Regions from separate parts of the Mus musculus genome. Here all the other regions are linked to region 3. A link is a loop called in an ENCODE intact Hi-C map of the cell type or tissue named here. Cell type or tissue: left cerebral cortex. All regions are shown on one strand. Links, peaks and the distances in the headings refer to the core of each region. The heading gives the core; the rest is flanking DNA. Region 1 has its middle 210 kb from the start of Gm40261. Region 2 has its middle 220 kb from the start of Gm40261. Region 3 holds the start of Fzd1 (frizzled class receptor 1).

What was found. A loop is a pair of places that touch in the nucleus more often than their neighbours do. Peaks named below come from ENCODE experiments on the same cell type or tissue, not always from the same donor. Only the 100,000 strongest peaks of a DNase experiment are listed, where the experiment ranks them.
Region 1: it touches region 3 in a loop (2.0-fold over the local background); 8 of 42 quality-filtered maps call a loop at or near these places.
Region 2: a loop joins it to region 3, with 2.9 times the contacts of the local background. A loop is called at or near these places in 8 of 42 quality-filtered maps.

The regions. Positions count from the first base shown.
Region 1 is chr5:4,474,771-4,485,318 of GRCm38, forward strand. No RefSeq gene overlaps it. Among named protein-coding and RNA genes, the nearest start is that of Gm40261, 210 kb to the left of the region's middle. In left cerebral cortex, for the core only: no CTCF peak of the experiment used is centred there; a DNase peak (open chromatin) is centred at 4,359.
Region 2 is chr5:4,490,595-4,501,142 of GRCm38, forward strand. No RefSeq gene overlaps it. Among named protein-coding and RNA genes, the nearest start is that of Gm40261, 220 kb to the left of the region's middle. In left cerebral cortex, for the core only: no CTCF peak of the experiment used is centred there; DNase peaks (open chromatin) are centred at 5,745 and 6,097.
Region 3 is chr5:4,753,288-4,763,835 of GRCm38, forward strand. Fzd1 (frizzled class receptor 1) reads right to left here and starts at 4,929. Exons shown (of 1, transcript NM_021457.3): 1 at 552-4,929. The coding sequence starts at 4,293. The coding sequence ends at 2,365. In left cerebral cortex, for the core only: a CTCF peak has its summit at 4,831; DNase peaks (open chromatin) are centred at 2,949, 3,166, 3,771, 4,251 and 1 more place; H3K4me3 peaks cover 3,271 bases; H3K27ac peaks cover 1,326 bases.

The sequences.
Region 1 (10,548 bases), core at 1,247-9,246, 280 kb before region 3:
CTTTTGTCTTTAACACTGAGCTTTTGAGTTTGTAATAGCATCTATAATAATGTCAGATATTTCATGTGATACATGAGTGTATAAAAGACATTCTATGCCAGGAGTGGTGATACACATCTGTAAACTTAGAACTGAGTGGGAAGAGGCAGGTGGCTCTCTATGAGTCTGAGATCAACTTAGCCTACAAAGGGAGTTCTGGGCTACGACTATATAGTAAGTCTTTGTGTCAAATAAATAAATAAATAAATAAATAAATAAATAAATAAAACACAAATAAATATAATAGATTGATGATAAAAATGTAGTTTGTTTGACTGAAATAAAACTTGGAACACAAAGTGAATGCTATTGGTATTGAAGAATAAACATTTAAGGGAAACAAGAGGTTACAACTAACTGAATGATATGCAACTGTGCCTTCTGGGGGTGAACGTGAGGCTTAGCCTGGCTCCTGCCTGGCACAGCAGAACTGCAGGATCATTAAAGAAAACTCCTTCTGCTCAAGACAATAGAATCTCTGGCCAGATAGAGCCCTAACATTACAATACCCCCAAAACAAAAGAGTTAATCCAGTTGAGGCAGGCAATCAGCCGGCTAAGTGATCTCCACCCCAGAGAGTGGGACTTCCCTAGAAAGGCAGACTCACCTCAAGCCATGCTGGGGAGAGGTGGACTCATGATCGCTTTAATGAGATGCTGTACTTTTCCTTCCCAGAATTCCTGGGCCCAATCTCAGACCCTGTTAGGTTGCCATGAGGTTTGGCTGGGTCTGTTCCCTCGCCGGAGTTTTGACTCAGAAAAGCCTGTTTGTTCTTTTTCTTTTCTTTCTTTTTTTTTTTTTTTTTTGGGCTCTTTATTTTGGATTCTCACCTGAGTTCTGTGAACTGGATGCTATTTGCAGAGATCTGCAGGGCTCTGGTTGGCCAGGTCAGCCAAAGAGTTGAGTTCTCCGAAGGGTAGGGGGAGTCGATCTTCTTCTGCTGGCAGGGGATGGGGGGCATGAGGAGCAAGCAGGGGTTGGGAGGTAAGGGTAGGGAGTCGGATCTAGGCAAGCTGCCAGTCTGGCTGCTCTGGAGTTCCTGTGGTCCGGCCACTGAGCAGAGGCAACCATGGTAAGCTGGAGCAGCTTCCAGCAGTAAAAGGCTCCAGGAGAGAATTTTCTTCCCCAAAGTGTTACATACAGCTCTATGGGACAAACTTTCTTAGAAGATCTCCGATGAAATAACTGTTGTGCCTTTATTTCTTGTGGACTGGATTTTACATACATTTTGGGGTGGATTGTTGTCTAAAGGCAGATGCTTTCAATTGGCTTGGTCTGAGATGTTAAGGATGTCATCTGCATGTGGATGTGCTGCCCCCCTCCCATGTGACTGATTGTCATATTCCTCTCCATGGGCTGTCATGGTCACGTGTCCCAGGACAGGATCCTGGTCGGGAGATGAAACTCCTATAGTCCTCCACTAGGAGGGTACTGGGACACAGTTCCACTTGCCCTAGAGTTCTCTGAAGCTCCTCCTCTTCTTGCCTGTTGCTCTGTAGGTGAACTCGGTACTGGCTGAACTCAAACAGCATGGTGCTTTCCTTCTCTTCTCCATTCTCAAGACAGGAACTCATATTACCCTTGTATCCTCTTGTGAATATGAAGGCCTAAAAATATAACTGTTATTAATAATTCATCATTGAAAATAAACATTTTGGGACAATGTTATCCTAGCTGGTATACTAGGTGGCAGGCATAAACTGGAATTATTCTACTTTTCCTTTCTTCCTTCCTTCCTTTCTTTCTTTCTTTCTTTCTTTCTTTCTTTCTTTCTTTCTTTCTCTCTTTCTTTCTTTTTTTTTTTAAACCATAACTAGGGAAATAATACTTTCTTTGCCTTTGGGATTGATGTTCTTAGCTTTACCTAGACTATGCATGTATTGATTTTTATTTTTTTTTAAATTATTAGATATTTTCTTTGTTTACATTTCAAATGTTATCCCTTTTTCTAGTTTCCCCCCAAAAACTCCCTATCCCTTCCCCCTCCCCCCTGCTCCCCAGCCCACCCACTCCCTCTTTCTGACCCTGACATTCCCTACACTGGGGCATAGAGCCTTCACAGGATGATGACAGACTAGGCCATCCTCTGCTACATATGCAGCTGGAGCCATGAGTCCTACCATGTGTATTCTTTGGTTGGTGGTTTAGTCCCAAGGAGCTCTAGGGTTACTGGTTAGTTCATATTGTTGTTCCTCCTATGGGGTTGCAAATCCCTTCAGCTCCTTGGGTCCTTTCTCTAGCTCCTTCATTGGGGACCCTGTGCTCAGTCCAATGGATAGCAGCTATGAGCATCCACTTCTGCATTTGTCAGGCACTGGCAGAGCCTCTCAGGAGACAGCTATATCAGGCTCCTGTCAGCAAGCACTTGTTGGCATTCACAATAGTGTCTGGGTTTGGTGATTGTATATAAGATGGATCCCCAGGTGGAGCTGTCTCTCCTTCAGTCTCTGCTCCACACTTTGTCTCTGTAACTCCTTCCATGGGTATTTTCTTCCCCCTTTTAAGAAGGATCAAAGTAGCCAGACTTTGGTATTCCTTCTCCTTGAGTTTCATGTGGTTTGTGCATTGTATTTTGGGTATTCCGAGCTTCTGGGCTAATATCCACTTATCAGTGAGTGCATATCATGTGAGTTCTTTTGTGATTGGGTTACCTCACTCAGGATCCACCCATTTGCCTAAGAATTTCATAAATTCATTGTTTTTAATAGCTGAGTAGTGCTCCATTGTGTAAATGTACCATATTTTCTGTATCCATTCCTCTGTTGAGGGACATCTGGGTTCTTTCCAGTTTCTGGCTATTTTAAATAAGATTGCTATGGACATAGTAGAGCATGTATCCTTATTACATGTTGGAGCATCTTCTCGGTATATGCCCAGGAATGGTATTGCTGGATCCTCAGGTAGTACTATGTTCAATTTTCTGAGGAAATGCCAAACTGATTTCCAGAGTGGTTGTACCAGCTTGCAATCCCACCAACAATGGAGGAGTATTCCATAAGGTGAAGTTTTTAAGTTTATTTTAGATAATGACAATACATGAAATTTTAACACCCACTTGGTGCCTTTGTATAATCATCAACATATTTCTCTTGACATTGAAAGTAATTTTAAAACTGTATTTTTGGACAAACTGCTATGTTAGCGTTTCTGTTGCTCTGATAAAACATCATGATTATTAGAGACTGGGGGGAGGGGGGAAGGGTTGTTTCATTTTATAGTCTGTAGTCCATTATCCAAGGAAGTCAGGAAGGAACTCAGGGCAGGAACCTGGAGACGGGAATGGAACCAGAAGCTACAGAGGAGACCTGCTTACTGTCTTGCTCCCAGGGCTTGCTCAGCCTGTCTTCCTATACAATGAGCTGGGCTCTTACAATTCATTTATCAATCATGACATGCCCTATAGACTTGCCTTAAAGTCCAATACTACAGAGGTACTTTCTTGGTTAAGATTTACCTTTCCAGATGACCCTAGCTTATGATATTTCAACAAGCTCAGCTGCCTTGCCCATTTAGTATAAAAAATAGAGCTGACCATACAAGGACACCGAAGCCCTGGCACATTATATGCACCGTTATTAGCCCTTTTCTTATAATTATGAGAAAATACTTGACATAAACAAATGTGAAAGGTAAATTACAGCTTTATATATTCATATATTAAGTTATTACAATTCATCCTGCTGTGGAGGGTGTGGCATTCAGAAAACAGAGTGAATACACGACCAGTAACCTAACCACCTAACCTAATCCCATCCAAATCTATATTTCTAGTGACCTGCTTTCTCCAGCTCCCCAAAACAGTGCTGAGTCTGGAGACTAAACATTCAGTACATGAGCCTGAGTGGGATTTCATATTCAGACTATAACAGCACTCAATAAATATTTCAATATAAGGAATCAGTGTTGGAGGTGTTACTGAAAGTCCCCAACTTCCCCATGGCTGTTTTTCTGGTAATATCCAGTGATCTCAGATTAGCTTCTTGGCTACATATTTATGATTGGATATTTAAAGGAAGTTTAAATAATCAGAACATAGTAGCAGTAACATCTTGAAGGTCATTGTAAGATGACCTTACATCATTCAAAGTGTCAAAGAACCATTTCTTTGTTAAGGCCCCAGACTCACTAGATGTTACTAGAAGGTTTCCCATAAAAAGCTAGACTGATCACTTAGCTCGGAGCCACTGAGAGAATCCCTGGGTGAAGTCCTGCCTATCATGTTCTCTATTCCCTGGAATGCTGACTATAGACTTTGCTCTGCTTGTCATCCAGCTAAGCAGCTATTGTGGATATTCCATCTTGCTTGATGTCCTAATTAGATGCTCATTCAATGCAAGTTGCTGCTGAGTTTTGCAAAGGCATGCAGAAATTGAAATTCTAGTTGCTAATGTCACTCTTAACTTGCTGCTTTGGTTCCAAGCTTTTGGTTGACTGGTTTCTAGGCTTTTAATTAAGTGGGTACTGGGAGCGTGTTGGAATAGGGGTTAACAGTGGGGTCAGACATTATTTCTCACTGCTCACCATAGCTGGGTTCCAATATTTTCTGTTGCTATTTTTTCCAGTCTGTCTTTCAGCACATGGGAGAGTTAATATATTTTCTAAGAATGTCATAGAGGGACCAGATAGTTTCATTTTCTCAAAGGACGCAGGTGTCTATGAGAGACAGGAAGGAGATTTTCTGGTTGGTTCCCAAGAGATAAAATAGCATTGTGTGCTCTTGAATTTAGTCTCTACATTCTCTAATGGGATGAATTGCCTTGTGCTGCTAGGAAATAGCAAGAGTAGAAGGGGAAATAAAGTTACATTATCCAAGGCTTTGTCAGTGTTCCATGGATAGGAGTCATGGGAACAAGAAATCTTTGATGGTCAGCACCCTCATGCCATGTTTTCCTCCTGACGCGTCTGAAGACAGCTGATGTAGAGGATCGCCTCATTGTTCCTGAGACCAACTGGGGCTTAAGTCTATATAACCTTGGGTTTATAAAGCTGTTTGTCATAAAATCCTCATTCAGTGGTGCTTCTGGTTGTGATGGAATTTTAAGGTCTGTGTTCTAGTATCCATTATGCTAGCAACTTGCTATATACAGCCCGAGACTTCATTTCTTGTTTATCTTATGTATGCTGATCTACATCACTTCTGCTATTTCTTCTTATTATAAAATTGACATATACAATATATGTCAGTCAGAGTCACTCTGCCCCTATCCTCTCCAAATGTTCGAAGTGCCACATGATCTTATGAAATCAGTGACTGCCACTCTTCCCAGAGCCTGTCAGCCTCTGCTGAGGAGGTTTGTGTTATGTCTTCTTCCTTATTTTTGCAGCTTTGAGGTGTACCTGTCATGTGACCTCTTATTTTTCTCATCTCCTTCCTCTTCTCCCCAAACGTTACTTTGCCCTTAGGTTTGATCAGCATAGAAAGCAGCATCTGTTTTTATCATCCACATCTGTATTGTGGATAGAACAAAATGCATCCAGGTTGTGGATAGAATCTATTAGCAGACCTACACAATCTACATTTTCTTTCCTGAGTAAAATAATTCTCCTGTGATTCACTGCAATGTGAACCACAGTAGGGTAGCAGTCTGTGGCCCCCCTTCTCTGGCACACAGCTGGTATCTCGACCTATTGAGTGTGGCCAGGAGAGTGTACTGAGTTCTGTCTCCAGCGTGGGGATCAAGGCACAATAACAAGGTCTCCACCACCATGAAGCAAACTAGGATAAGGTTTTCAGTGATTTATTTTGGTTAATAACACAGAGTTTTGGTTTCTGCTTAAAAGCTGTCCTAATGTAGGCTTCCTAAGTGCAACCAACACAGGCAGAGGCCACCGTCTCACTTCAGTTCCCTCTTAGAAGCAGCTAACTCCTCACCTTCCACAGGCTCTCATTCTGGGCCTCTAAGGACCAGCCCTAATGACCTCAGGGCCAGGATACCAGGCTATGAAAAACAGATCTGTGCCTGGGGCCACGAAATGTAGTATTAGTAAATGTAGAATGAGAAACTCACAAGAGTTTAGGAATCTAATTCCACCTAACCTGCCAGTCTTCTGCCTCCATTAGCTCTGGCTTACTGTCTCAAGAGTGCAGCCTCTGTAGAGCATCAGGAGGAAGCACATTGTCCTTTGCAGTTATGAGTGATACATTTTCTGTTGTTTATCTCAGAGTATTGAGATTCCACAGCCCGTCAAGCCTGCTCAGGAGCATTGTGGTGATACGGGGAAAGACTACATCCCAGTGAGATAGTGTCTTCTAGGAGTGACAGAGCTGTTATGCTCATGAAATCACAGCAGCTATGGCTGCCTGCACAGGATGTGTGCAAGATCCAGCCAGTCAACATTCCAGCGTGCAATAGAGGGAGCTCAGGAGACCCCACCCCTCGCTGAGTGCCACTGGCAGGTGATATCTGCTAGAAGAGGGAGCTTGGCCTCTAGAAGGCTGCTCATGTTCCAATGGATGGCAACACTGACTGGGTCTTCGTTGGTTAGAAGTGGGTGGAATAGGAATGAAGCTGGGAGCTCTGTGAAGGACTTCTGAGAGAAGTTGGAGGGAGAGTTGGGGATAGGTATGATCAAAATATATTTTATAAATGTATGAAACTCTCGAGGAATAGATAAACAAAATTAAATAAAAAGGAAACATTAAATCTTTCTTTAAAAGTTAGCTGCAAGTGAAGTTTGTAGTTTACCCTCTTTGGGTTATGCACACAGCAAGAGATTTAAAGTAGAGAATAACTGGTCTCTGACAGGAGATAAGATAACATTTTTAAGGAAAGGAAAAAAAATTAAATAAAACTAAGTTGAATCACTTCATGTGGACACTGGATGCCCATATGCATCATCTGCACATGTATTTATCACACACTGATTGAGAATAAGTGTAGCTGTGGTCACTCTAATGCTCTAGGGCAGTGGTGCTCAGCCTTCCTAATGCTGGGACCCTTTAATATACTTCCTCACCTTGTGATGTCCGCCAACCACAAGATTATTTTCTTTTCATATTCACGACTGTAATTTTGTAAGTATTTTTTTAAATAGATGTTTGTCAAAGGGATTGTCACTCACAGGCTGAGAACCACTGCTTTGTCAGTTACATGAGCAGGAAGTGTGTCTCTTTCTTTTGAAAAGCTTCTAGGTTCATAAGACATGACATCTGTTTGAAATGGGTAGAGAGACAAAATCAAAGTTATAATATGTAACAACAACAGCAATAATAATAACATCAAAAAGAATTAAAAATCTAAAACAAAACAAATCTCTAAACTCCAGATTAACAAACAGTATCCTAAACCAAAACTTCTGACAATGTGTGTGTGTGTGTGTGTGTGTGTGTGTGTGTTATAGAGCTAGAAAAAAATTGACCCCAGTTTTCAGCAATTGCTGACTTGAGAACATTTGAAAGGGTTACTACTTTTTGTGAGGAACGTTTATAATTTAGCTTTTTCTCTGAAACTGGTCTTCCCAGACCTGAAACTCCCCTAGAGGTGCATAGGGCCTTGCCCTTTCTAACCTTGCTGCAGGAAGCTCAGATTCTTTGGACTAATGTGGCTTTTGAGATGAGGCAGATAATGAGGTTCTCCCAAGGGAAGGATTTTAGGAGACTATATTGGCAGTTCAGATCAGATACAACTATTTATTTATTTTGAGTTTGCTTCAAAAAGGAAATGGCTTCAGCCCAGATGTAAATGCAATACCAACACTCTTGGTTGGGGAATTGAATGTTTAACTAATTAGTTTTTGATGGGTGGATGTCTTAGTTAGGGTTTTACTTCTGTGAATAAATACTAGACCAAGGCAACTCTTATAAGGACAACATTCAATTGGGGCTGGCTTACAGGTTCATAGGTTCAGTACATTATCGTCAAGGTGTGAGCATGGCAGTGTCTGAGCAGGCATGGGCAGGAGGAGCTGAGAGTTCTACATCTTCATCTGAAGGCTGCTAGGAGGATACTGGCTTCTAGGCATCTAAGACCAGGGTCTTAAAGCCTAAGACCATAATGACACATGTCCTCCAATATGGCCACACCTCCAAATAGTGCCACTCCCTGGGGCAAGCATATTCAAACCACCACAGTGTATTTCTGTGTATTTACAGTGATAGATGATAAACCTGGAAGTTGATTCTTCAGAAGGCATTGATGTTGATTCATGGTTCTCAAGAGAATTGACATTTTCCCTGGAATAGGAGCAAGAAGTTGTAGTAGGGATAGGCCTGCTTCCCTGCTACCTTAAAAGACCAAGAAGGGAAGGCCCTCCTTGCAGAGCCAGCAGCACATTTTGGTAATAGCTCAGATAAAAGGGGTTTTGAGGGAAGAGCTTTTGTGTTTTGCTTGCCCATTTTTGCCCCTTGTTGATAATTTCATTGCCCTTGCTGCTGTTGTTGCACTGCCATTAGAAGCCAGCTTATGTAGCCTTCCAACATTAACTGAAAATCAGTGACCCTCCAGAAATCTCCCAGACCATCAGTGCTACATTAGACTACTGAGGTTTTCAACATCATAGATGGAACAGCTAGTTGTCATGTTTTTCAGCCCCTCCCATGTCCAGATAGCCATAGTTGGATTGTCTAGAACGTATGTAACCCAGGACAATAAATCTCCACATTAACACCTATTCATCCAACTGATTCTGCTCCTCTAGAAGAGCATTACCAATACAAGGAATATATCTTAAATATTGCATGAGGTATATTTATATTAAAAATGCATGTTATTCATTTTAAATTTAAATTCAACTGGGAACTACCTCTTGATCAACAATGCCAAATTTTGAAGTATAAGTTTTTCTAAGTATAGTATTTATGTTAAAATGTTATCTATTATTTATCTAAAATTCAAATTGAATTCTTGTTTACTTATTGTTTTCTAATTTTAGGAAGATTGAACATGAATTGGGGGTGTAGTCACTAGTTTTTCTACATAGAAGTTAGAGTTACCTCCTCCAACCATTTTGAGCCATAGAAGAGACATCAGCCTGAGAATGAGCCACTATTTCTGGATGCAGACAGGTTGAATACATCTGCATGCATGAGGAAGGGTGAGGCTTCTATCAGTAGAGGCTTGCTTAACCATCGAACTGTTGGACTTTAATTGAGTGAAAAGGATGTGTATTAGACAGAAGGAGAAAGTTCAGGCTAGAGATAGACTTCATACAGGAAACTTCTTTCGAAGATATCATTCTGGGGGGAAACTTTCTTCTCTAAAAATATTTCTTTAGGTGTGTGTGTGTGTGTGTGTGCATATGTATATAGTATATGTGTGTGGTGATTTGAATATGCTTGGCCCATGAGAAGTGGCACTAATAGGAGGTGTGGTCTTATTGGAGGAGGTGTGATCTTGTTAGAGGAAATGTTATCACTGTGGAGGCAGGGCTTTGAGCACACACACACACACACACAGGCACACACTTGTGTGCTCACACATACACACCCCTGAGTCACACAGCTGCTATTCAAGACATCCTGCTGTAGCATCAGCTCCCATTCTGCTCCACTTGCTTCCCATCCATTTGCTCATTTGGAGCAGAGCCTGTGGAGCCATCCTGGGTTTTCAATAGCACCAGATTCTCCTGCTCACACTGACTGGCAGAACCACAAGGCTACTGAGCTGCCAGCACAGGTTATAAAGTGAGTGGCTCTGTTATGTCAGTGCCCCATGGGTGTGTCACATCAGAAGGTTTCTCCCTGTTACAGGACAGCCTTGGAGTTTAGGAAACATGGCTGTACCCTTTAGCTTCAGGCGTGCCTTCAACATAGCTGCCCCAATTCACTTTGCAAGTACATCTGGAAAACAATCTTTTTAAAAGGTGGACTCAACTCGATTTTCCTCCTTACTCAGCCCCCTCATTTGAGACAGGGCGCAAACAAAGACATGCAGTTTTGTATTAAAAATCTGGCGAATGTTATATCTGTGGACTCTTCCTCCCAGCTCCCTAGCAACAGCTATACCCTTCTTTTCTAAATCTTTTCATGGAAATTCCAGCTTTTTTTGTGCAGGTCTGTGTCTGTCTTCTGTTTCTTAGTATCTTTCTCCCTCCCTCCCCCCACTCTCTGCCTCTGCCTTTCTCTGCATGTTTCTTTCTCTCCGGTGTGATTTCCCACATTAGCACCGTCCATTTCTTTGATTCCTTCTTGGCAACGAGAGCTATAGCACCATTATGGAGCAAGCGGCCTGCTTCCCTGCTACCTTAAAATAATAATGTTTCATGGTGACAAATGGATACAGTTAACAATGAAAGTAAAATGCTTAGCAGGCAGGGGTGCGACCGTGTCAGATTTCTCTGCCTGGCAAAAACAGAGAGCAGCCAGAGGAATGTTTAAAGAAAGGCATATGCAAGGGGCAGCTGGAGATGCTTGCCAGGTGGACTCTTCCACTGATTCTCCAGTTAGTTTCTGGGGGCTTAGGCTAAGTTCTCAGAGGTAAACAGCAGTCATCCTTAATTTGTCCAATTTGTTCCATTGTCCTCTGAAACTTGAAGAGTAATGGCAGAGTTTAGAATCTGGCTTCACAGTTG
Region 2 (10,548 bases), core at 1,612-9,611, 260 kb before region 3:
TAATGGCTTCAGGGATGTAGAGAACAAAGCCGGAATTGAGATCCAGAAGAAGTTCTTAATCACAGAGCATGGAGGGAAGCTGGTGAGTGATTCTCCCAGGCTCCTTGCCTGTGGGTGAGTTAGTTCTGAGTGGAGTCCCCACAGTTTCCCACAGGGTTCAGCAGGACTGTTGCCTGGAGTGGTCATCTTCCTGTTAACACACCCTCTGCTGATGACCTTCCCTTCTTCGCTTTACTGTCCATTGTGGAGTAAAAACTTAGGGCTCAAATACCACAGCCCACATGTTTGTATTAGGAGAGGGCTTGTGGAAGGCGATAGATTTTGAAGTAGGGTCAGTGTCCTTAAGTGAGATTGTAGAGAGGCAGAGAGTTATTTCTCTCCATTTCCATAGGAAGCTAGCAGTCAACAGCTAAAAATAGTTGAACAAATCACCCTGATACATGGTCAAGAGATTCGAGCTCCAAGACTGTGAGAAAGAGACCCACGGTTATCAAAGCTAGCCAGTGTGGATCCTGGTGCTCTAGAAGCCCAGCACACTAAGGTATGTCCTAGTTCCTTCTTCATGATGCCTAAGACCAACCTCCTAATCATTGCCTATAAAAAGCCTCTCAGTTTACTTTCAGAGAAATCACAACTGAGATCCTGGGATACGTTGCTAGAACTCTAACTCTTGACTTGATGCAACTCCCAATGTTAAATCTAATTTGGGTACTATGTGACATTCTTCCTGAATAGACAGCCATTTTACAAGTCAGATAACATTCAAACATGAACAAATCATACCATAGGAAGAGAAGAAAATGAAGTGATCACCTGGGAAATTGGCAGTAATAAGGAAGTCACAACTGTTTTAAAGAGAATATTCTTAACAGAAAAGCAAGTGGTAAATTCCCGCAGTCTTCAGAGTGTAAGGAAAGGGCAGAAAATGGAATGCCCGTGCTTCCCAACATCTCTGCAGTGCATGGGCTTTGGGTTAGAGAGGTCTCAATGAAGGATGGACAAAAACACAAGTTGTGACCTTGACTGTAGATGCTTGCCAGAGACTGGCTAGGAGAGAAGCAAATGGCTGTGAGCAGAAACACAGTGTAGGGCAGGTACTGTTCAACTATCTATCAAGCTTTGTCACTATCGCCCATATCTGAGAATTCAGCTCAAGCATTGGTCATTTATATATGTCTTCACGAAAATGTGCTGAGCATGGCTCTAGGCATCCCTTCATGAGAGACTTGAAATAAAAGTAGCACAAATTCTACTCATAAAGAATTTGGCAGTCTAGACGAGAACATAAAATGTGCTAAGACCTTTGAGATAGGTCAGATCCATGCCCACTCACTACCACATGACTGCCGACCAGATATAAGCATCTTAAACCCAAGGTTGTATTTTCTTTTTAAAAAAGGTTTCTTTTACTCTGTGTGTGCGTGCGTGCGTGCATGCGTGTGTGTGTGTGTGTGTGTGTGTGTGTGTGTGTATGTGTGTGTGTGTATGTGTATGTGTGTGTGTGTGTGTGTGCGTGTGCGTGCGTGCGTGCGTGCGTGTGTGTGTGTGTGTGTGTGTGTGTATGTGTGTGTGTGTGTGTGTGTGTGTGTGTGTGTGTGTGTGCATATGCACGTGCATGAATACAGGTTCTGGCAGGGGCTAGAGGCATCAGATATCCCAGGAACTGGAGTTACAAGCGACTGTGAGCTGTACCACATGGATCCCAGTAGCTGAACATTTCCCCACGTAAACAGTGTGTGTTCGTGTTCTGCAGGAACAGTATCTGTTCTTAACCACTAAGCCACCTCTGCAGCCTCCCGCCCTCAAGATTATACTCTATACATTATCTTTCAAGGCAGTGCCTTGCATCCAATAAGAATACAAACACTGGTGTTTGAACTATCCAAGGAAGAATCTTACTCTGCAACATAAAGTTTCCCCGAAACACAGAGAACTCAGAAACCAGCTGTGACCGTAGGACTAAGCACAGACTACATAGTCAGTGGTTATAAAGTTGGGTTGACCATCAAAGGAAAACATTCCCAAGGGAAAAAAATGGAATCCCTTTGCCCCCAGTTCAGATTTAGGTTCTACTTTGGAGATGTGTTCTTTCTTTGCCCTCTCCTAGGGATCCCGTGGGTGTAGATTCAGTTCAGACTTGTAAATCTTTTTAAGTGGCTCTCTCTTTAGCACATTAGAAGTCACAGCCTTCCCTTCCCTTGACATCAACGATCGGAGCTCATTTCCCTGCTCTTGCTGATGCAGAGGGACCGGTTGTTAGTTTACTCTTCATTGCTGTTCAGAGATATGCTGACAAACACAAGGATGCATTTGATGATGGGAAACAAAGACAGGCAAATGCACCCTGTTTAGGGAAGCCAAGCCTCCCAAAGAGAAGACAAGAGGCTGCCAAGTAGATTTGTGTTTTAACTTGTAATCCTTCCTGCTCCCAGCTTGTAGCCACCTAACTCTCTTTCACACCCTATTTTGATTTTCCTCTGTCAGAAGTAATAACAATGCCCTCAGGAGATGCTCCGTGTATGTCAGGGAACAGCAAGAGTTTACATGAGGGTCCCTCACAGAGGGAAACCCTTTGACAGGCAGTTTCCCCAGGGTTCTGACCAGGTCACCATCTGCAAGTAGAGAAACTAACTATTCCTTAATTGCTGAAACTTATGAAATGGCCATTTTTTTTATGTGGACAAACAGATATTTGAATAGCAGCAAATTTACATGGTTCAAACCAACAATTTGGTCAATTAGTCTATCACCTAGGAAAGTAAAAATGAATCTTAAACTTTTTCTTGTTTACTTTTCCCATTTTGAGCCCCATCCCCAACTCTTTAGCTGTAAAAGTTAATCAGCTCTGCACTCCTGGTGGGTGCACAAGGCTTTGCACCCACCCAAGAGCTCTGGATGGGAGAATGAAAAGACATACACACACAGAGACACAAACACAGACACACAGACTCAGACACACAGACCCAGACAGTCACACACACACACAGACACACACACACACACACACACACACACACACAGATACACACACGGACACTCAGACACACATGCACACACACACACACACACACACACACACACACACATACACTTTATTTTAATATTCCTAACAAGCTAAATGGCTGGGCACTTCCAAACCTCCCTGTGGCTAGCACACACTCCCCTGTGGTATTTCTGAGTTAACATTTCCTAAATCTATATTTTATCTTTGTTGCCCTGTTCCTTCTGAGCAGCCCTCCCATGGGTGCCGCTTTCCCTTTGCACCTACATTTCGGCTGTCTCATCTCCTGCTCCTTCATGGCATGGTCTGTCCTATGTCTCTCTCATGGCCAAATGCCTTCTTCCTCTAGGTCTCTCACCAGGGAAAACTAAAAGTGCCTCCTCTTTCACCCTGCCCAGCCATTGGCCACTGGCTCTTTATCAGTAAACCAACTGTTGGCAGAGACCTACCCCAGACCTTCGAATCCCTGTGTAAGCACAAGTCAATCCCCCAACACTCCTCTCCTCCTTTTCCTCTCCATTTCCTGTCTTTAGAGTTTAACCTTGGTGTTGAACTCTGTGGGTGGAGCAGACATTCTGCATGCAAATGTTTCAAAAGCGCACTCTCATCACAGGAAGTCTTCAACTGACTCTAGGTGTTTGGTGTCTGAGTGATGGTGAGTTGGAGTCCAGTATATTCTCAGACCACCTCAGAGTCTCTCCCATGGATGACTCTACAGCCTTCCCAGGAGTGCTGACCCAGTGTTCGGCTCATCTGCAGCCAGTCAAGATATTTCTCTGTCTTTAGAAACCGTGTTGTATGACACGATTGCAAAGAAGATGTCAATAGACGTCAACTCACCCTCTAGGGAACAAATGACAGAGCAAAGTGCAGATGCCACTGGTGTGCAATTTGGTGAACAAGTGAGTTTTATCGGGACTATTTAAAGGGATATGGGTAAAGGTTACTTACAGGAAAGGAAACAGCTATGTGTCTAAATCCCACCACAGCGTGTGACAGCTCACAAGAGTGGGAAACCTGGAGCATACTGTATAAACTGAAGGCAGTTCAACAGGTGGAGAGTACCCTTTCCATGGGGCTCAGTTTCTGCCTCTTCCAGGAAGCTCAGCGTGTCTGAGAATGCCACTTGGGAGTCTTTGCAGTTAACCCATGCTTGGGATGGAGAGGCCTAGCAAATATGGTCAGTTTCAGGCTCTTCTGAACCTTTTGAGTTTTTTATTTCCATGGGATACTTCATTTCCTGGTTACTCTTAGAAGAAATTGTTACACAGCAAACAGGAAAAACCCTTCTTTATGTGTTTTCTACTCACAGACTCATTCCATTTCCCCAGCACTGTACTTTAAAAGTTTTGGCTTTTGGAAAGCAAAAGTCCGAAATCTTTAGAGACTTCTCACTTTTTACAGGGGAAGAAAAAGAACTTTCCCTGGAGCAGGAGAGAGCTGAACTCTTAAGTAGGACAGGCATGGTAGTGGCAAGTGTGAGGGAAGATACTATCACAAACTACTTAGCTACAAAGAGAATATTTGGTAGGGCTCAGAAATGTAAAAGAACACCATCTTCCCCACAAGGTCCAGCTTCCATCCGCACCCCCACCAGCCCCCTAGGTCCCAGAGAACAATAAGGTCCAAAGGGGATGTTCCTGGAAGCCGGTCATCTGTCTTGGTCTCCCGCTTTCAGAGAATGTGAATTTGTTCATCCCACACCCAGTCCAAGAGTGAAGCTGAAGAGAACTTTCCAGTTCGACTCGTGTTGATTCCTACCTTGTCAGAACTGGTCTCTTACAAATAATCCTAAGAAGTGAGCAGGGGTCACATCCAGACACTGGGGAGCAGAGACGACCGGACCAGCTGAAGGTCCTCCCATCTAGGCCCAAGAGTTACAACCCCAACCCTCACCACGCCCCTGACCTTCAGCTATTCAGACTTTTTCTTTTAAGATAACCTCAGGCTCGCATGGGCTGGAACTAGGTGCTGGCACATAATATAACATGTGCAGCTTGGTCTTTATGCAGGTCCCGCAATGACAGACGCAGGGAGCTGTTCTTGAATCTGTTGCTTGCCTGTGGATCCTGTTCCCCAAGCTGTGCTGCCTTGTCTGGCCTCAGTGGGAGAGGATGCTCCTGCAAAGAGCGGATGTGCTGCAGGGAGGGGGACACCAAGGGGAGCAACCCCTTCTCAAAGGAGAAGGGGAGGGAATAGGGGAAGGATTTATGTGAGAGGGTACTGGGAGGAGAGGGGAGCGGTTATATTAGGATGTAAAGTGAATAAACAAATTAAAAAAATAGCTTCAGGCTTTTTGCTAGGCTTTTTGCTACCTGTTCAAACATAGGGGCAGCACTGGCCTATGGTATTTAAACCTAATTTTTTCACTTGGCTTTGTTTCCTCATCGCCCAGGTGGGTGAATAATTTGGCTACCTGTAAAGCCATCTTTGTGGGTCAGAGAAACCCTGTCTCGAAAAACAAAACAAACAAACAAAAAGAAAAGAAAAGAAAAGAAAAGAAAAGAAAAGAAAAGAAAAGAAAAGAAAAGAAAAAAGAAAAGCCATCTTGTGAAGCCCTGCCTTTTTTATGCACCACTGACAGCAAATACTTCACGACTGAGTCAGAGCCACAGTCATTGTGGAGGTCGCCCTGGGCTGCCTTGTCTTCAATGGTGTCCTTGCCAGGCTGCCAAGGAAGCTCTTGCTGGGCAAGCTGGGAACACACTGTCTGTTGGAAGAATGTCCCATTCAGGAGCTGCGGTTTGTGCCAAGGCTCGACAGTCCCCACAAAGGCGCACAGGGGCGACCCAGAGAAGGAAATGAACAACAAAAACCCCAAAGCCTGGCTGACATACACTGCCCGGGAGCTTTCTGTTCCAGCATGCTGTCTTCTGGCAACCGACAAACGGACACAGGGCCACACAAGAGGAATACGTTTCAAGGAGGAAAACTTTGTGCCAGATAAGAAATGAGATATAATAATAAAGCTGGACCGAGGTAGTCTATGGACTTAGGAAGTTATAAAATATTTATGGGGAAATTCTTCGCTTGGGGATGAGAGTCTGAATGTCGGAAGAAGCTTGGAGACAGGAGAGGGGGCGGGATGGGGGATGTTTACCGAGTTAAGACACGCTCCTTTGTTAGTTCCTCGGTGTGTAAGAGGAGGTTTTGTAAGATGTGAGGAAAAGCTTCAGAGAAGAGCAACGAGGCAGGCTGAGCCTTGTCGGTAGGACCAGGACATGAGCAGATGAAACCTAATACAATAGTCATAATGAAGAACTCCTTCTCCGTAGCCTCAGAAGGACTGGGAATGTGGGACCCTATGTACTCTATCTGCGCGTTTAATCTCTGTGAATGAGAGAGGAATCCAGGACTCTGGGCAAGACCTTAGGAGCTGAAAGACACGCTGAACAGTTTCCTCTCATCAATGTGGCACTCAAAGGTGCTGAGCAAACAAACACAGGAAAACCTTTTTTTTTTTGCTATTGATGCTGTTCCACAGTTAGGCAATTGTCAGCTGTGAGGTCATAGCTTTAACAAGCTTTCCCACTACAGGAAAAAAGTACTTGAGAGGAATTTAACCTTTTTCCTCCTGGAGAGTTGATTAAAAAAACTATTGAATTTGCTCTTTGACAACTTCATACACATATAAAGCATATTCCAATTACTATACCCTCTTACCTTTTCTTATTTCTCATCTCCATTCCATCTTTATACCTCTTCCATACCTTCCCTCAAGGCACATTCCTATATTCATGAGGGTTTTGTTGTTGTTTTGTTTTGCTTTGTTTATAGGCCTGCTGAATTTAACCAGGATTTAGAACCATCCACCGGAGTCTGATGCTGATGTGCTCCAGAGTAAGCTAGGAGTAGTTCATTGGGAAGCGGTTTCATCTGGGAACCTCTCCCCTGCGACTCTCTCTCTCTCTGTCTCTCTCTCTCTCTCTGTGTCTCTGTCTCTCTCTCTCTGTCTCTCTCTCTGTCTCTCTGTCTCTGTCTCTCTCTCTCTGTCTCTCTCTGTCTCTCAGTCTGTCTGTCTCTGTCTGTCTGTCTGTCTGTCTCTGTCTGTCTGTCTGTCTGTCTGTCTCTCTCTCTCTCTCTCTTTCTCTCTCTCTCTTCCATAATTGACTATTGGCAGGCCCAGTCTTGTTATGAACTCACTGTAGGCAGCCACAGCTGAGTTGAGACCACAGCTGCAGTGGTTCTGCCATGGCCAGAATATGGCCCTTTCTCCCTTATCTCCTTCAAGAGAATTAAAGGAAACATTTATCATGGCTTTCAGTGTTTTGAGGTCCAATTCAAGTCTCTCGCCCACTTATTGCCCAAAACAGTCACTGCAGGCTACAGACTAATCAGGTAGGGCAGACTCTTGGCCTCCGTTCACAGTGGATGAGTTGATGCAGAGTTTTGCAGGCTTTGCCTGGAGGCCACCACCCAGTGCGCCCAGGTCTCTACTACAGTCCTTACCTATCTCATCCCCTTGCCATACCACTGAGGCTTTTAGTAAAGGCTGCCTCACACTGACAGTTTGCTGGGACAGGTCAGCCACAGAGTGACAAGACACCAGCAAGATGCAACTTCTTGCTATAAAAAGAGCACGACCCATGTGGAAAGAAAAGAATAACCGTGAAAAGGCTATTTTTATACATAATACAGAATTTGGGAATTCTTTTCAGTTTGTTTAAAAAAGTGAATTTTAAAAATCAAATCCAGGCATAGGAATCAAAGTTCTGCCTGGATTAGAAGCCGTGATGCCTTGGAAATCGCCACCGAAGAGCAACACACCTCTTTTCTTCATTGCTGAGTCCCATCCCACACTCAGGCCTTTGGTGGCAGAGTTGAAATGTTGCAGGCTGAGCATATAGTTGCAGCTTATGTAGGCTCTAGCATGTAAGTGATTGTGGCATTGAGAAAGTCCCTTACTCATGCCGAATGCCAAGGATCTTTTCAGTGAGAGAGGTGCGCATTCTTTCCCAATGCCAAAAACCTTCATGTGAAGATCATCAGGGAGCACGGAAGCCAGAACTCCAGAACTCCAAGTTCTACTAAAACCCAGCATGAGGCTGACATTCCAAAGAGCACAGCTTCCCCCCTGCACAGAGAGGCTGAGTGACTGGAAAGCTGTAATGAGACAAATGGCAGCATCTTAGGGTCTCTTGAGAGTGTCTGTGCCTCCCTGCTTTTCAAGGGGCCTGCCTGGGAGTTTTAGAGTCCTTTGAGATTTCTTCAAGAGGCACCAGGTTGCCTTGCATTCTGCTGTCACTTATTTTGGAAAGCATTCCTGGGTCTTTGTTATGGATCGCACGATGCCCAGTTTCTGTGAAGGGCCATGAGGGGTTAATGCCCAGCTCCTCTCATTCTTCCCAGTAATTGAGATTTTATAATTACTTTCATCAAAGGTATGTCGGTAAGGCCATGAAGGAAAAGAAGCACTTGATTTCCACGGAGAAATTTCATAAATCCCAGGCCCTCATTCTTCATATTTCAGGCTCAGTAGATCAATTTCATTAAAACCAAGATGCATAGGGGGGTGGGGGGTGGAGCTGATTTGCCCTAAAACCCTTTGTCTTCTGCTGAACAAATACAAAGGCAGTGAAGTTTGTTTCTATGTCCCTTTGCCCTTCCGCTTAAGACTTACATTCCTTTGCCTTGTGCCAAATTTAGCAGGGTTGGAGGTGGGGAGGTGGACCGGAGGGAGACGTTTATATAATATTCGCTCAAATCTCTTCTTCAGTTTTTATTGCAGGACTCTGAGCTCTGTAGGCAGGAGGGAATTTTGAATGAACTCAGCTTTTAGTGACCAGGAGTGGAGACATAAAAGGAGCTTTTCAGCCTCTCTGGTTACAGAGATAAGTACAAAGGGTTACCGGCACTAAGTCTGTGGTAATAGCTGCTATAAGTACTGACCATGATTTGAATCTCCCGATAACTGATTCTGGGGAGGCCAGAATATTTATCAAGCCATTAGGAGAAGCTGTTTCTTGCTGATAAGATGCCTACAACTGATGAGGTCCACCTGAAGACAGGGATGAGGCTGGTCTGGATTTACAGCCATTTGCACGGAGAGCAAATAAATCTTGTTTTTAAGAACAGCAGGAGACATTCATCAGCAAAATTATGTGCGTAGCCTGGAGCAAGCCTAGGGAATGCTAAGAAGAAAGAGTAGGTGAGCACCCTTGTGTACAAGGTGGTTGAAAACTGCACTTGGGCTTGGCACATGATGTTGTTAGGATTTTATTGACTTGGAGGCTAAGGAAGAAGTGGGTGGGACAGATGACAGGGATAAGTTAAATGAGGGGATTTAGAAAATTAAACCAGCCATCTTATAACGTGTGACTGCAGAGCTTTTCTTTGGTACTTTCTACAGTGGAAGAAGCTACAGTATAGTCAATACTGCAGTTAAAGCGAATAATGCCAGAGGGGCTGTCTACCTGCATCTTGGTTTCTGTGAAGTTGTACAACATGCTGAGACCTCAGGCCACCTTCTATGTTTTAGCCTGGCTTTGCCTGGTTGGTCCAGACTTTCCTTTCCTTTCCTTTCCTTTCCTTTCCTTTCCTTTCCTTTCCTTTCCTTTCCTTTCCTTTCCTTTCCTTTCCTTTCCTCTCCTTTCCCCTTTCCTTCCATTTATCCTTGTCTTCCTTCCTTCCTTCCTTCCTTCCTTCCTTCCTTTCTTTCTTTCTCTTTCTTTCTTTCTTTCCTTCTTTCTTCCTTCCTTTCTTTCTTCCTTCCTTTCTTTCTTTCTTTCTTTCTTTCAACACTTTGGCTTTTACAGATATGAATTCATGATCTCTAACTTTGAAAAGAACTGTTACTTTAATTAGCTTTGAAAATTGGAACTTTCTTCTAGATTCATTCATTTCTAGATGTGAAATCCGGGTTCAGCAGAGGCTCTGGGTAGACCCCTACAGTCCCCAGGGGATACTCTTTCTCCCCACTCTTTGCCTGATTATTTCAACAGCTCCTAGATTTCCTTTTAATTAGCAGGACTCTGGCTTCCCTTGTTCTAGGCTCAAGTCATCCATTATCCAGCATTTGCCCAGAAGTTCCTATGAGAAATCATTTTCTGATAGATGCTAGAAGGTATGCAGCTCTTTTATTTCACTGAGAATGTTAGATTTTTATCTCTGGATCAAACTAGGTCACCAGAGAAGTGCTTGTTTGCCTTTTGCTGATTTTCCCTCCCCTGGATGACTCATTTTTACTGAACTTATAAATGCAAATGCGGTGTTTTGCTGTGAGGAAGCCTGCAATGTGCTTGGAACACCACCTCTAGCAAATAGAACTCTGTCACTCGATGCTGTTAGAGCTACGGACTCTGACCAATCACATTTGTGCTCTAGAAGAGTGCTTAGTTTCCCCCTGCTCAGTTAAAATGGTGTGTGTGTGTCTGTCTGTCTGTCTGTCTGTCTGTCTGTCTGTCTTGGGGCCATCTTAGGCAAGTTCTCATGACTGTCATTAGTACTTAGTCCCACCCAGTTTTATCTTGTTCTTTACACAGGTTCAACATACAGGATGGCTGTAGCCAGAGAGCCTGGGTTTGAATTCTGCTTTACTCTCTGTGCCA
Region 3 (10,548 bases), core at 1,675-9,674:
ATCAATTCTGAGGTCACATAGGAAATTCCTCTGTGAAAGGTTCTCTGAACAATACAGATGGAATCTTCAGAAGTAAACAACAACAACAAAACGCTTCCACAGCCTACTGCCATCTTAGATGCTTATAAACAGAGTCCGTGACCACATACTGATTGCCTGTTTATGGGTTTTCGGATGTGCACGGTAATGGAAAAAAACAAGACAATACCTCATAGAACATCACAAAGGCACCCAACTGAAAGATAAACCTCTGTCAAATAAAAGTCATGTAAATGTATTCCCTGAAAGAAAGAAAAAAGCCTCAGTGTTAAAATTAGAGTTAGACTTTAAAAATAATATTGTTTGAAAATATTCTATTTTCTGCTACCATGAAAACAGCCTTGGCATGGGACTCTACACATGCCATTCAGAAGGCAGGCTGGTTGCACTTTGCAAGGGTGGATTTTTCCATTGAATCTTTTAGCTTTGTATATTGTGGACTGGTTGTGAGGCATTGTAAAATGTAAAGGCAGTTCAGATAGGACGATTGTTTTCAGGCACACACAGAAAAATGTAATTTTGTACAAAACTTTCATTTTTTTATTTGCGAAATTAAAAATATGGCATTTTATATATATAAACTTCTATTCCTCTATAAATATAGATGATCTCATGGTGGTGAGAATAATAATAACAATAATAACAATAATAATGCATACCAAATCCAAAAACCAATGTCATTTTAGGGTATGACAGACATAGATAAATTTAGGTCCTATGTATGTATCGGCATTTGTGATAAACTCTTAAGGTTTAAACACTACAATCAGGAGGACTGCTTTTCTCCTCTTCTTCATCCATAACTAAAGTGAGTATTTTTAAATGGCTTTGAGAGATTTACATTTGACACACTGCCGTAAATCCAGACAGGAGCACACAAGATGGGATGCAGTAGGAATGGACACACTTCCCCTTCAGCATGCATGCCTAGGTCGTGTTTGTCTCTCTCACCCATCCGTCAGTCCACCGCCTCTGTCTTCGGAAGTCCAACCAGGCTTTCTGCGGGGGTGTGACTGTTTCTCCCTCAGAATGTGCTGCTGAGGAGTAAGCAAAGTGTATTGTTGATTGTGTACAACTTTTAGATTGCAAAGACACATCTAATTGCAGTTTGGCTAAAACCAGAAAACAGCGTTTCACTTGGAGTAACTCCACTTCACTGAAATCTCCTTAGGTTTCCATACTCTGTGTATGTTCTACTATCCTGTTAAGGAAGGTAAACCATTCCTTCACCAAGCTTCCCAGGCAACCTCGAGGTCTGCATTTCATAGAAGGGTAAAATCTAGAAGCAGGCAGCATCACAGGGGGAAGAAAGTAGGTTGCCAGACATCAGAATGCAATTAGAACTAATGTTTTATAACCTCTCTCTTTAGCCTCTCCCAACCCACAAAGCTTGCTGCTCTTTCCATGATGATGACCAGACCCAGAGCAAGTTCCAGATACTAGAGAGTAAAAATGAGCTCATCCATAAAAAGTCAGACTCTCCAAAGTTCGCTATCGGTCGGTTACTGCACTCCCTCTGAACAACTTAGGTGCAAGGAGAAAGACACTGGGCAAGGGACACCGGGGTACAGGGAGGCTGGGTCAACTGGCAGAGCCCATACTGGGGTCCTCTAATAAAGCTGGAAGGTGGATCTCAAATAAGCAGCATCAGGAAGTCACAGGGACAGCCATCCACACTCTACCGCTGAAAAGGGGAGGATCTGGAATGGGCGGGGCCCACCTCGGGATCTGGAAGCTTTACAGAGTTCTGCACCTTAAAATTTCCCACTGCAAGCAAGGAAGGGGAGGGGCGGGAGATGCTGAAGGAAATGACCCTGGAGAGGCAGGCCCATGCTCCCTTGACAAAGATGAGGGCACAGGGCAAAGCACTTAGTCAAGTGTGCTCTGTTTTACCTCCTCTGCAATCTGCAGAAAAGGGCAAGTGAGAAAAGCTCCAAATACGTAAATTGCCCTAAATAATTAAACATTTTTAAAAAGAAAAAAAAACTGCGTGTTCGATAGTCTTTAAATACAAATATACGTACAAAAATCTTACACAGGCTATTTACAATCATAAAAGCGTACAATCCTGGTATCAGAGAGGGCTAGAGAGATCGGTCCACACGCACATACACATACACCTCGATCAGTTGGGCCCTCTCGTTCCTTTACCCCAGGGACGGAAGCTTTTGCAGAACCTGTGCTGTTTGTTGGGAAAGGGGCCTGCAAAAGTCAGTGGCTGGCGAGGAAGCCTGGAGTGGCCAGGCTTGGCAGGAATTCCTTGGGGCCAGCTTCCAGGCGATGGCTAGGATCAGGCCAAAAAAGGGTAAGGTAAGAGTCTGGGTTTCAGACGGTAGTCTCCCCCTGTTTGCTGTTGGTAAGCCTCGTGTAGAACTTCCTCCAGGAATTCAGTGTCTTGCCGGACCAGATCCAGAAGCCCGATGTGATGCCCACAATCAGCGTCATGAGATACTTGATCATGAAGACTGTAAAGTCTGGGCTCATGGGCGGGTGTGGTGGGACTCCTCCACCTCCCTGGAGGTGAGGGCAAGGGATGGCATAACTCTTGCAGCTCTGGGCCACCCAGCTGCGCTCCCACTGGTCCCGAAAGGCCTGTTCATAGAAGTAGCAGGCGATGACGATGGTGGCCGGCACAGTGTAGAGGACACTGAAGACTCCGATGCGCACCATGAGCTTCTCCAGCTTCTCTGTCTTGGTGCCGTCATGCTTCATGATGGTGCGGATGCGGAAGAGTGACACGAAACCGGCCAGCAGGAAAGAAGTGCCAATGAACAGATAAACGAAGAGAGGCGCCAGCACAAAGCCACGCAGTGCGTCCACGTTGTTGAGCCCCACAAAACACACTCCGCTCAGTACGTCGCCATCCACCTGGCCCAACGCCAAGATGGTTATAGTTTTGATGGCTGGCACAGCCCAGGCGGCTAAATGGAAATACTGTGAGTTGGCCTCGATGGCTTCGTGGCCCCACTTCATGCCGGCTGCCAGGAACCAGGTGAGGGACAGGATCACCCACCAGATGGAGCTGGCCATGCTGAAGAAGTAGAGCATCATAAAGAGTATAGTGCAGCCTTCTTTCTTAGTGCCCTGCGCCACCGTGCGCGCCCCGTCCTCTGCAAACTTGTCGTTGCACACCACCCGGTCCTCCAACAGAAAGCCAGCGATGTAGGCCACCGCCACCGCTGTGTAACAGCCGGACAGGAAAATGATGGGCCGTTCCGGGTAGCTGAAGCGCCGCATGTCCACTAGGTACGTGAGCACCGTGAAGAGCGTGGAGGCGCAGCACAGCACGGACCAGATGCCTATCCAGGTGCGCGAGAAGCGCAGCTCCTCTGGCCCGAAGTACATGAGCCCGTAAACCTTGGTGGGTTCGCAGGGTGCGCCGCAGTCCTTCTCCCCCAGAAAGTGGTAGTTGAGGTAGGAGGGCACCCTGAGGGCGCGCGGGCAGGAGAACTTTCCCCGCTCCACCGTCCCGGCACCCCCCGGGTAGCCGCCGCGGTAACCACCGCCGCCGTGCTGCGGATTACTGGTCCAGAACTCTGGTAGCAAGGAGGGAGTTGGGGTGCCTTTGTCGGACGTGTTCTGGCCCACGCACAGCTCTCCTGCGCCGTGCACCGGGAACTTCTCGCACTTGAGTGTGTCTGGCCACTGGAAGCCGAACTTGTTCATGAGCGCCTCGCAGCCCTGGCGTGCGCGCTCGCACAGGGAGCGGCAGGGCGGTAGCGCCTGCTCCAGTACGGTGCACACAGGCGCGTACATGGAGCACAGGAAGAACTTGAGCTCGGCGGAGCACTGCACCTTCACCAGAGGGTAGAACTGGTGCACCTCCAGACCGGCGTCCTCCTGATTCGTGTGGCCCAGCAGGTTGGGCATGATGGTCTGGTTGTACGCGATGTCCGTGCACAGCGGGATGGAGATGGGCTGGCAGTAGCCGTGGTCCGGGATGGAGATGCCCCGTTCGCCGTTGTACTGCTGCCCGCTCTGCTGGGGCTGGGGCGGCGGCGGGGCTTGCTGGCCCGGCCCGGATACCTGGCCCGCCGCCTGCGCTCGGACCCCCAAAAGCAGAGGAGCCTCCAGCAACCAAAGCAGCAGCAGCAGCCCGCTAGCCCAACGCCGGGGATCAGCCCGGGGGCGGCGGTGGCTGGCCGTGTCCTCGTGCCCCACCTCCTCCCGCCGGCCCGGGAGTGCTTCGGCACAAAGTTCCAAGCTCAGCCGGCCGGCGGCCCGGGACTCGCTAGGCGCCGCCTCCTCAGCCATACTTTTTCGGCTCCCTCCTCGGCGCGGATTGACTGGGACGGGCAGCGGCGCGGCGGGTGGTGGCTCCCACTGTGATCCGGGAGAGCTGGTCGCCCGTGCCCTCCGTCGGGGTGCGGCCGCTCTCTGCCCGCTCCCCGGGATTCTGCTCCGCGTCCCGCAGCCGCCGCCGCCGCCGCGGAAACTTGCGGTTCATGAAGCGCGGGCGGCGAGGAGAGCAAGAGTGGTCCAGGCGCGCCGGGGTCGCGTCCCTCTTCCCTGGCCCGCGGCAGGCTGTGGCTCTTGTCAGGCGGCGCCGCGTTAGTGGTCGCAGCCGGGCAGAGGAGCGCCCAACTCTCGGCAGCCTAGCCGCCCTGGGTCCCCCCTGCGCCTCCGCCTCCTCCTTCTCCGCCGCCGCCTGACCATTTGTGTCAATCCCTCAACTCGCAGCCTCTGCTCTCCCTCGCGCGCCCTCCAACGGGTTTCTAGGCGCCCCCCAGTCTGTCTTTCACCGGGAGGGAGGAGCCTTGAAACCGACGCGGAGCTGGCGGCTCAGGGACCGTCGCCCAATCGCAGCACCCGCTTCACAGCGCAAAGGGAGCCCTTTCCCTCCGAGCCCGGACTGGAGCCCGCAGCAGACCGGAGGAGGTGGAGGAAGTAGTGGTGGCGGTGGCAGAGACTCCGCTCCGGCACAAAGAGTAGCTATGAAGCCGGACAGGCTAGGTCGCTTTTGCTTTTGCAGAAGAAAGGGCGAGGACAAGTAAGAGAATGGTCCCATATGCGGCAGGAGATAATGAATAGGAGTCGGCTGGCCGCGGGGATTTAGCTCTGTCTTGCTTTTTATCTGTCTTCATATTTTATAATCCTACCCTCGACTCTCTGGTCACAGACTGCTACTTTGAGTGCTGCGTTCTGATTGCGTGCCCCTGACTTGAGAGTCGGGTTTCCTTTGAATTTAAGTCTGTCGAGGTTTTGTTTAAACTATGACTCCAATAAACCGTGGAGCTCACAGACTGGCCTTGGTGGACTTTGGACGCGCCATTTCCCCCGATCGCTGTCAAATGAAAGCAAAACGCAAAGTTTGGTGGGATGTAAATTGTAAACCCAGATGCTCCTGTGAGTAGTATGCGTCGTGTAGTCAAACTTTCCCCCTTCTCTTTAATGGTATCAGAAACAGAAGTAAAGGAAAACAGAAGCTATTCATTAAATGCTGGAGGAAAACCGGCTTGAGAACCAACGCATTGGGTGCTCCAGCGTGAGACACGGGAGCCATACATCCAGACAGGAGGATCAATCTGGGACCATTTGAGGGCCGCTTCTAAACACTGGGGACCCTGCAGGGTCTGTTGGGAACTTCTGAGGCCTGGGTCATTTAAGTTCCTCCTCAGTGGAAGTAGTCAAAGCTGAAGCTATTAGTTTGAAGGACAAAACACATGACCAAAGTGAGTCTGAAAGACCAAGCACAGTCAGTCAGTCGACTCAAACCAGGATAATCAACCTCAGCAGACACACATGCTTGTTCTTGCAAGTTTATTTTCAAGAACTTGTGTGAGTCGGATTTATCAATAAAGTGCTATTATGTTTTATTAATTCTATCAAGAGTCCCCCCCCCCTTCGATTAGACTTATCTCACGAGACTGTTCCCGAATTATTTTCTATCTTCTTTTATACAGATTCACTTTTCATTAGATATTATCTCACGAGACTGTTCCCGAATTATTTTCTATCTTCTTTTATACAGATTCACTTTTCATTAGATATTTACCAAGCATCCATGATACAGTGAGCACTGTCTCAGGAGGTAGGGAGCACAGAGGAAGCCCTGGCACATATTTAAAGGAGGGCATAGTACAGTGGGCACAGGAACGTCACCAGTGATGGCAGTGCCCACCCATTCTCAAAAGGGACGCAAGGGAAGTAAATGACCTGCTAACACGGGAGATGAGGAATGGGAGGGGTCATCGGAGAAATAGATGCAAAATGCAAAAGAGAAAAGCACAAAACAGAAAACAAAACAAAAAGGCAACAAACAAACAAACCCCTCAAGTTTCTGAGGGGCAGGCAAGGAGAACATGCCCTGGTCATGACAGGAAAGAAAGGGCTCTTTAGCTGGTACAAAATATCATGAACCAAACTGTTCAAACAATAGATAGCTAGTGCAGGTGGCTTTCCCCCACAGAAGCGGGAAGTGGTTCCAGGGCGACTGAAAGAGGGAGCAGGACTCAGGCTCGCGTGGAGAAACATCAACATTCCGATACACTGTACAGATCACCACTCAAGATGAGGCTTGTCTACATCCGGGCAGGCCCCGTGAAGCTCGTTGGTGTCCGAGGGAACCTGCAGTCATACCAATACCTATTAAATCAGAATGGCAGGTACTTGTCTCCTAGATACATTATCATTATATTTTTTAATGTTCATAGAAGCTGTAATGTTCACGGTAAAGCGTGTTTTGAGTCTTCGTGTAAACATTACTGTCCCCCTGCCTCAACCTTTTGAGTAGCTGGGACCTCAGGTACACACCACTATGTCTAGCTTGCTTTAAAGTATTTTTGAAGAAAAAAAATTAATTACTAGCAGTTTTTAAGACCAACAGGTAGTAACTACAATCGAGTAACAAATATTTGTTACTGTGCTGCGCTGAATGTAACTCGTGACACATTTTGATGGTAGACAGGAGGTGAGATCCTCTCTGGGGTTTTTTGAACACTCATACTAATTGTTCATCTTACCTTCCCAATAGCATCCTGCTGTCCATAGGCTCCCAGGGACAACGTGTCACACCGTCCACGCTGATATTTATTCATCTCTTAGGCTCTTTACTAAGCCACCTCTCTCTTCTTAGACATCTCTTATAAAGACTTATGTGTCTCAAGCGTCATTCTCTGAAGGTCCTTTAGCTGACCATGCTAGGTGAGAAGTGGATTTATTCTAATGTATTAACATCCAAGAAGCATCACCGAGCATTTACCACCAATGTCAGCCTCACCTTCTCCTCAAAGGGACAGGGCAAAGGACAGAATGGTATAGAAGGCTCGGTTCTGCTTCAGAGTGAGGAACTTCGTTCTGTTTCAGAAGCTGTCCTAATGAATTTTCAGAACTTTCATCTCCCACCTAGTGATGAGATTTGCTAGAAAGGAGGCTGAGAATGGCAAGCAAGGCTTTTTCTCGGCAGGGAAAACAGGCAGTTCTTATTATACCTGGAACCCGAGGCTGCCATCAAGCCAAACATACCATCTAGAAACTAGGTTTTTCTCCAGCTCAAAATGGAGAGCACTAGGTTTAGATACATTAAGGGAGATGCATGCTTCGGGTTCATGGCTTGTTTGGCTTGGGTTTCATCAGTTGCTGTAGTGTTTCATGTAACTATAATTCTTGGCATTATTTTTAAAGCCAGTTTCCTATAGATTCTTTCCCTAAATAGATCACATTGAAAAGACCATGTAAAATTTGAAAAGAAATCATTTTCTGACAGTTGTCTTTCAATATTAAGTCCATTAAAGTAGATTTCCTCTTTATTTGTTGTGCCAATACAGCATTTCATTTATTAAGCAGATGTGACACAGAAAATGTTACTAAAGTAAAATAAATATATTAAACACTTAAAGAAAACAATCAACCAGTAAGTGGTGCACCATGACCACCAGCACCAACTCACATTATCAAAAAAGTCCATTGGGGTGGTGTTATAGGCAGCAGGAGGAAGAATAATCAGAGAAGAAACCTGAGCACTGTATCTAAGACATCATTTTCTGAGGATGTGTAAAACCTTGAGATTCACAGATTAAAAGTTATTAAATTAAGCCAGGTAGTGGTGGTGCGCACCTTTAATCCTAGCACTCAGGAGGCAGAGGCAGGTGGATCTCTGTGAGTTTGAAGCCAGCCTGGTCTTCAGAGAGAGTTGCAAGACAGCCAGGGTTACAAGGAGAAACTCTATCTTGAAAAACAAACAAATAAAAAAAAGTATTTACTAAGTTAGTATGAACTGTTATCCACTTGGTAGTAACACAACTCAATTTATCCAACATAAAATAATAAACATAATTTGATTTCTCCTTACTATTGCTTATTGATTTGTCAAGCATCAGAATCAGCTAAAATATTCTTTTTATTCCAAAGCAAAATGTTTTTATCAGAACTTTCTTAAATAGTATGAAAGTTGTCAAATGATTATGCCACTTGAATGAGGACAGTAAGTTACTAGTGGTTGAGATCTGGGTTCGGTTGCATACAGTTTCCTACGTGAGGACTCAAGCTTGGAGACCACTCAGGGGACTCATGTTTAAGGATTTGTTTTGTTGTTGCTTTTGGGTGACAGGCTTGGATGACCTCTCTTGGATAACAGAAACTACATCATGGATTAAGACTATACTTCTGAGGTTTTATTTTGGATGCTTTTTTGCCATTGATTTACCTGCATTGTGTTGCTTAAACTCTTTTCTGTTGAGGCTATTAATCATTAGCCCTTTTTAACAGATGAGTCTAAGTCTCATAGAATTTAACTATTTTAAATTCTGAAAGATACTAAGTACACAGGAGGCTTGGAATCCTACCAAGGTCATAGTTCTCACTGAGTACAGTCTGTGAACACACCCACTCCTAAAAATCACCTAGGAAAACACAGTTTCTATGTGCAGATCATGGTGAATTTTTAGTCTTTAACATAGTTTCCATATCAGGATACATGTGTCAGTGAAACACCAGAGATTCACTGTTGAGTTAGACCAGAATTTTCCAAGCTGTCTTCTGTGTAATACATGATCTTCCCAAAGGGTATTCTGTAAAATAAGTTTGTTCAAAGAAATTTGAAAACACACCACACTCTATATCCTCAGTGGAGATTTATGGTAGTCTAAAGTCTACAAGAAATGCTAAATTAAAGGGAAAAGAATCTCATTTTAAACTTTGTCTCATCTGTCATTTTACACACACACACATCACACATACACATGCATGCATGCACTTGTAGAAAACACACCCACACACTCATGCATGCATGCATGCATGCACGCACACATACATTCACAGAGAAAGATCAATCATATCAATATTGTGCTTGTCGTTGATGCTCTATAGTATACAGTTTGAGAAAAGCTGGAACCGGCCTAGTGTATTATAAAGCTGCATCTGCTTACACTCTTCTGGATCCTGGGATGTCAGGAGGAGGAGGAGGAAAAGTGCCCCATTGTGCTTTGGATCCTGAGCAAGCATGCTGAGCTTAAGGAGCTGCCAGAAGTAAAGACCTCTCCTCCTGCTTCGGGGCAGCAACACCAAGAGTCCTCTTTAGTCGCTTTCAAGAGATGCACTAGGCTTAAATGTACTTAACTTTTCACAGTAGAATCCGATCTCATTTCTTGTTGATTTCCAACCCCCCAAAATTTCTGCAGATGGCCCCTTTGCCTTTTGTTGTTGTTTTACTTTGACAAATTTTTCTATAGAGAGAGACCAGGCTGACCTGGAACTCATGATCTCGCTGTTCAGCCTTCTTAGTGATGGGATATCAGGCATCTGCCATTACACCCCGCTGCATAACTAATAAGTATCTACTAAGACATTTGTATCCCTCTGTGTGGACAGTGTGTGTGTGTGTGTGTGTGTGTGTGTGTGTGTGTGTGTGTGTGTGTAAGAGTGTGTTTGTGTGTGTGTGAGTGTGTGTGTGTGTGAGAGTGTGTGTGTGTGTGTGTGAATGTGTGTGTGAGTGTGTGTGTGAGAGTGTGTGTGTGAGTGTGTGAGTGTGTATGAGTGAGTGTGTGTGTGAGTGTGTATGTGTGAGTGTGTGAGTGAGTGTGTGTGTGAGTGTGTGTGAGTGTGTGTGTGTGTGTGTGTGAGTGTGTGCCTGTGTACATGGGAGGGTGTGTGGAGTGTGTGCATTAGCAAGCAGAGGCCAGCAGCAACATGCTGATTACCCTCTTTCCTAACTCTCTGTTTTTCTTTTTTTGAGACAGGATCTCTCACTCTGCCTGGAGCACAATGATTCACCCAGTGAACTCCAGAGGTCCCCATGTCTCAGCTTTCCTAAAACTGGGATTAGAGACAGACATGTTGGCTTTTGGTGTGGATATCAGTCAAGGTGCTTGTCTGGAAAAAGCACTTTATTGACAGAGCCATCTTCCCAGTTCCCAAAACCACCTGTATACTTTTGCAGTAATTCTAAAAGATCATTTTTTTATTTATATTTACACAAATGTTTTTAACATTGATAAGAGGCTTCTTGCAATCATTCACACTCAGAATTTCAATTGATAACTGTTTGAAAGTCCCTTCTTTAAACATAAATAC